Linked DNA regions of Homo sapiens: region 1 is linked to region 2. The links are chromatin loops, found by intact Hi-C in ENCODE. Cell type or tissue: Calu3. All regions are shown on one strand. Links, peaks and the distances in the headings refer to the core of each region. The heading gives the core; the rest is flanking DNA. Region 1 has its middle 27 kb from the start of SNORD154. Region 2 has its middle 82 kb from the start of TOP1.

Region 1 (2,909 bases), core at 199-2,698, 200 kb after region 2:
GCCTGGTTTTGTTGAGAGGGAATTGTGGGGTCCAGTGAGCACTCTCTGGCTTATGAAATCCCTTGCTTCTGCACCTGTCCATGTAGCTCTGCAAGTCACATTTGGAGCCTTCAGACACCTGACAACTTTGAGATATGCCCACTTATCAGATGAGACTGTCAAGGTGAAGGCTGACTTGACCTTCCAGAGCCATGCTGTCCAATTAAGTAGCCACTATCCCCAAGCTATTCAGAACTGACTTATATTGTCAGTATATTTTAAATACTCACTGCATTTTGAAAAAAAGAAATAAAGTATCTCAACAATATTTTTATATTGATTACATGTTGAAGTAATATTTTGGATATATTGGGTTAAATAAAATTTATTATTAACATTAATTTCACCTGTTTTTACTGTAAGAAAATGTGGCCACCAGAAAATTTAAAATGACATACAGAGGTTGCATTCTATTTCTTTTGCACTGTGCCGTCCTAGAGGGCAGGCCTTGTAGCATCATCCTCAAAGACATTGTGCCTGTGTCACCAGCAAAATTTGCCCAGGAGCCCCTTATTGCGGATATTGCTAGGTCCTGGAGGCATGGGCCATCCCTTCCCCTGTTGCCCAGAATGTGAGAACTGTGTCCTCAGGGACCCTGGTCAGCTGTTTCTGAAGAGCAGTGACTGCAGATGCAACTTTGGTTACTCCTGGAAGTTTCTGCTGATCTGCTACCCCTGGCACCTAGATACAGCCCCTGTGCTGGGTCCCAAGGCTCATGGCTGCTCCCTCTAGACCCAAAGACAGGCTCCAGAGGAGCCTCTTGGGGGCATCCAGGGGCCTCTCTTCCTGTTCCTTATGGTGGCTGGGCTTGTTCCTGGCCGACCCACAGGAACCGGGCTGCCCTACCTCTCCTGCCTTGTACCTCCTCTGCCTTGATGGGCTGCCAGGTTTTAGGCAGGTGACCCTGGAAGCCGAAGCAACTTTGGGAAGCACAGAGGAGGTGACGTCTTACTGTAGCCACCTCCATCCTGAGTAAACCTAACCGCCCCCCCACCCCGCCCACCACCCACCACCACAAGGGGCACTTTTTCAGCTATGGGCAACATAAAACATCCTTAGGGCTACGGGAGAAGTGGGGACAGGGTGCTATCACTTTGTTCAGTGTCTCAGCCCAAACTCTCCCTTTAAAGATGAACTCATCCCTTTAGTTAAAGGTGCATCCTCTTTGGACCCTCCAAGGGCCCCCAGAATTCCCCACTTTCCAGGAAAAGCTCACCATTTTGGAGGTGGGTGAAGACGAGCTTCATCTGCATCCCCCTCCTTGAGTAGATATTTATGGAGCACCTATCTCCTGGCAGGCACCCTACAAGCACTGGCCACACAGTAGCAAACAAAAGCAGCTGCACCCTGGCCTCTCAGAGCTCCCTCTAGTGGGGGAGACACGTGCTGATCTAGAAATCACACCCAAGTCTCCTTACAAACACTAAGAGCTGCTTGCAAAGGATGTGAGAAACGGATCCAGTCTTGAGTGGAGGTGGTTGGGGTCAGGGAAGCCTTCCCTGAAGATGCAATATTTCAGCTGACATTGTATTTTGAAAGCTTTGGTTTTCTTCCCATACCACTCCTAGGAAAGGGTCTTGAGGATCGGATGAGGCTGGAGAACAACTACCAGGGTGGCCTGAGGCAGAATTTTCTGGAAGGAAAACTTTAATGAGAACAGAGAAAGAGATCCAGAAAATCAGCACATCTTAGCATTAAGCCTTAAGAGTAAGATCAGGCTGCAGCTGGGAAAGGAAGGGAGGGCTGAAATTCACAGTGGATTGAGGCAAGAGGTTCAAGGCCAAGGGGGGTGAATGGTGATGGGGTATGGGCCTCCCTCCCAGGTAGAGCTCCTGCTGTTGCAGTGATGGCTTAACAGATCTGTGCAGGGTTGCACATTGCGTATTTGGTGTTTTGATGGAGCCTCTGTTTTACTGGGTCTCATAAAAGCTTCCAATGATAGAGTATGCCTGATGCAGAACCCAATGCTGGAAAGAGCCCTGAACCACGAGACCTGGTTCCAACCCTGATTTTGCCCCCTACCCACTGTGTCACCTTGGGTGAGCCCTCTCCCCTCGCTGGAATACAACCTCCTCATCTATAAAATAAGGGGGCTGGACTGGGTGACCTACAAGCCCACATGCACATCTCGGGTTCAGGACTCTGGGAGTCAATGACGTGCTTGGCTGAGCCGTTCCCAGTTGTAGCCAAGATGTCGAGGTTCAAGCCTGTTATGAAGCTGCCGCTTAGATGCTGCCACTTCTGATATTAATTTCTTTTCTCCCCATGAGACATGGAGGGCTTTATGAATGACTCCAAGAATTGCCTCTGGCCTTGGGGACGGAAGCTGGCCCTGAAAGCCAGTGGAGCTGAAACCCTAGAGCACCTGTACCCCAGGCTTTTGGTGAATTGACCCAAATCATTTCTCCTATGAGCAAGCTGTGACTGAACTCTCGAGAACAGGGAGCTGGTGACAAACTTTCATTCTGATTGTCCCCAGAGCCATGCTCTGCTTCATTTGAACCTGGAGCAGAGAAAGCCCTGATTTTATTGGAAGTACAAAGTAATGGATGTAGGGTTGTTCTGTTGTGAGTTAGAATCCTGTAACCAGTGGACTAACTCTGGGTTACCTCCATGAGCCTTAGTTTCTTTATCCATAAAATGGAGACAAACAAGTCACCTATCTTCACCAAATTATAAGGAGATGAAAACGATCTTGTTATCTTATATCATATGCAAGCACCTGGTAAAATTTAAAGCTATATGAAGATTATCATTATTATAAAATAAAAAACAACATTAAAAATATCCCTTCCAGATTAAAAAAATGTATCTCTAGAGCTTAGAGATGTTAATGCTAATAAAGGTATCCTTCCTTTGCACAGTACTTT
Region 2 (2,909 bases), core at 113-2,612:
AGCTGTGATCATACCACTGCACTTCAGCCTGGGCAACAGAGCGAGACCCTATCTCGAAAAAAAAATGCTCATCCCCATGCTGTTCCCAGATCAATAAAGGCAGAGTCTTTGAGGGCAGAGTCTGGGACTGGTTTTTTTTTTTTTTTTTTTTGACAGAGTCTTGCTCTGTCACCAGGCTGGATGGAGTACAGTGGTGTGATCAAGGCTCACTGCAACCTCCACCTCCTGGGTTCAAGCAATTCTCCTGCCTCAGCCTCCCGGGTAGCTGGGATTACAGGCATGTGCCACCACACCCACTAATTTTTGTATTTTTAGTAGAGACGGGATTTCACCATGTTGGCCAGGATGGACTCGATCTCTTGACCTTGTGATCTGCTCGCCTTGGCCTCCCAAAGTGTTGGGATTACAGGCGTGAGCCGCCGCGCCTGGCTTGGGACTGTTTTTTAAAGCTCCTCAGGGGGGTGTCAGGTGAGTCTAATGCAGGCAGAACTGAGAATGACAGTGTTAGAAAACACACAGCCTTTTTCCTGATGCTGAATCCTAACATCCAGTGTAGTGGAATTGATGTGGACTTCAGAGCCAGGCAGACCTGAGTTCAAATCCTGATTGCTGTTAATACATATTGGCTGTGATTTTAGACAAGGTAGCTAGTCACAAGGAGTCTCCTTTTTGAACTGATGATGGCAATGATGATGATGATGATAATACTACTAATGATACTTGACTTGCAGGGTTGTTCTGAAGAGTCAGTGGGGTGCTCAGATATCCAGGAAGTGGGGTTTCCTTCATTAAATACCGTATTACAAACCTTTTCCTGCCTTGTCTGTGGTGACTTGGGCCTCACCCCACCTGGAAGCCTGTGGCTGACCTCAAGTCCAACTGCTGGCCATGTCTTTGGAAGCCATCCTCTTTGCTGATGCCCGGGATGTGCTCAGCCGTGCCCATCTTCTCCCGATGAGGATGGTATCGACATTTCAAAACAGTTTAATTATTCTGCGGCTGCCTGGCTATTAGCTGCGACAAGAGAGCTCAGGGCTATTTTTCAGCATTAATTTTCCATTTGAAATGAATTCCTTTTGGTTACACTTTTTAAATGTTTCTTTTAATTAGACGCAATTACTTCAGAAGAATTGCTTTTATTCCTCAGCCTGAGATCCCAGTGATAAAGTCGCTATCTGGCCCCACTGAACGGCCGGGACGCCTCATTTAGTTGCTGCACTAAAGTATATTGAACTAGGAAATTATACAGCGAATCAACTATTAATTCCTTTTATGATCGCTCACTCTAACATCTTGAATGAGATCTTCAGGGGGAAATTTAGTCACAATAGGGATCATTGTTCTCCACCTCTAGCCGCCGGCCCAGTGTGAGGGGGGCTGGCAGCCGGGGGCTACCGTGCTGTTGGGCCTGGCACAGATGCAGGATGGCGTGGAGGCGCCTGGCTTTCCAGGGCTTGGAGCAGAGGACAACAGGGGTGAGCAGTGCAGCTAAAGCTCTCTGTCCAGGCTGGAGGGGTGCCCCTTGGCCCCATGAAAGGGGAGGTTGCTGCGGCTCTGCAAAGGGAGAATGCAGACAACTGCTCACTTTGAGCTTTGCACATTCCGCTGACTCCTTTGGTGGCTCAGTGTCTTGGAGGGAGGCTGGGAGTCAGTAGGTGGCACTCTTCCCTCTGCGTTGGTAACTGGGTCTGGGCTGATGGGAGGCCCTGGAAGAGGCTGTGCAGCCGGAGTTGGAAGAACCCTTTCTTTCGAGGCTTTAGACCAATTCACTGTTATGAGATGGAGAAACTGAGGCACAGAGAGGCACACTGTCACACACAGACAAAGGCTGAACAGGGCTCAGTTCTGGCCAAGTCTCTGAACATGGCCCTTGGGTTTTTCTTGGGGACTTGAAGCTTCCTCTCCAATCCTGGCAAGCTGATGGCTTTTATTTGAGGTGGGTGTTGTTGGTGAAAGGTTGACCCATTCAGGGCTACTCTGCTGTCTGTGCGCCCCAGAGGGGCTGCACTCCCAGCCTGCCAGACAAGGAAAAGATGAATAGGACCACAGAACTTCCCTTGGCATTTGGAAATCACAGGACTGCAGCGGTGCCGGGGCAGGGAGCAGTGGGTTAGAGGAGCACCCCGATGCTGACCATGACCTCAGGGGAACAATAAACACTGCCAGACAGTCGCTGTAAGCTAGGCACTGGGGAGGTGGTTGGGGGGATGAAAAGGAAGAAAACATAGTCCTTGACCTCGAGGTGATATTCACTCAAAATCACAATATGACAAATGAGTGGAATTTCTCTGAGAGGAGCTGGGCTTTGAAGGATGGTTAGGAGTTTGCGGGGGAAAGGGTGTTCTGGGTAGAGGGCACTGTAAGTGCAAAGGTGTGGAGGTGTGAAAGCAGGAAGGCTGGGCGCGTGCAGGAGAGTGCAGCTGAGTGCCCCCTGGGGACTTGTGTGCCTTGCAGGGGAGTTTGGACTTTTGTCTTGAGGGCAATCCAGAGGCACAGCAGGTTTTCAGGAGGGAGGAGGCAAGGTCAGATTTGTGATTTCGACAGATCATGCTGGCTGCTCTGTGGAGGACAGATACAAGGATTTCAGAGACAGGCTGGGAGACTTGCTGGGAGGCTCTGGTCATTGTCTAGGTGAGAGGTGGACATGGGTTGAGTTAGGACGGGTGCAGCAGTGGGGATGAAAAAAAGGCAGGTACAGGATTTTTTTATTTTTATTTTTTATTTTTTTTGAGACTGAGTCTTGCCCTATTGCCCAGGTTGGAATGCAGTGACATGATCTCGGCTCACTGCAACCTCCGCCTCCTGGGTTCAAGCGATTCTCGTGCCTCAACCTCCCGAGTAGCTGGGACAGGTGCCCACCACCATGCCCGGCTAATTTTTGTATTTTTAGTAGAGACGGGGTTTCACCA

Evidence for each region. A loop is a pair of places that touch in the nucleus more often than their neighbours do. Peaks named below come from ENCODE experiments on the same cell type or tissue, not always from the same donor. Only the 100,000 strongest peaks of a DNase experiment are listed, where the experiment ranks them.
Region 1: it touches region 2 in a loop (6-fold over the local background); 48 of 110 quality-filtered maps call a loop at or near these places.

Annotation. Positions count from the first base shown.
Region 1 is chr20:40,740,202-40,743,110 of GRCh38, reverse strand. No RefSeq gene overlaps it. Among named protein-coding and RNA genes, the nearest start is that of SNORD154, 27 kb to the right of the region's middle. In Calu3, for the core only: a CTCF peak has its summit at 1,400 (motif pointing left); a DNase peak (open chromatin) is centred at 1,390.
Region 2 is chr20:40,944,886-40,947,794 of GRCh38, reverse strand. No RefSeq gene overlaps it. Among named protein-coding and RNA genes, the nearest start is that of TOP1, 82 kb to the left of the region's middle. In Calu3, for the core only: no CTCF peak of the experiment used is centred there; a DNase peak (open chromatin) is centred at 1,664.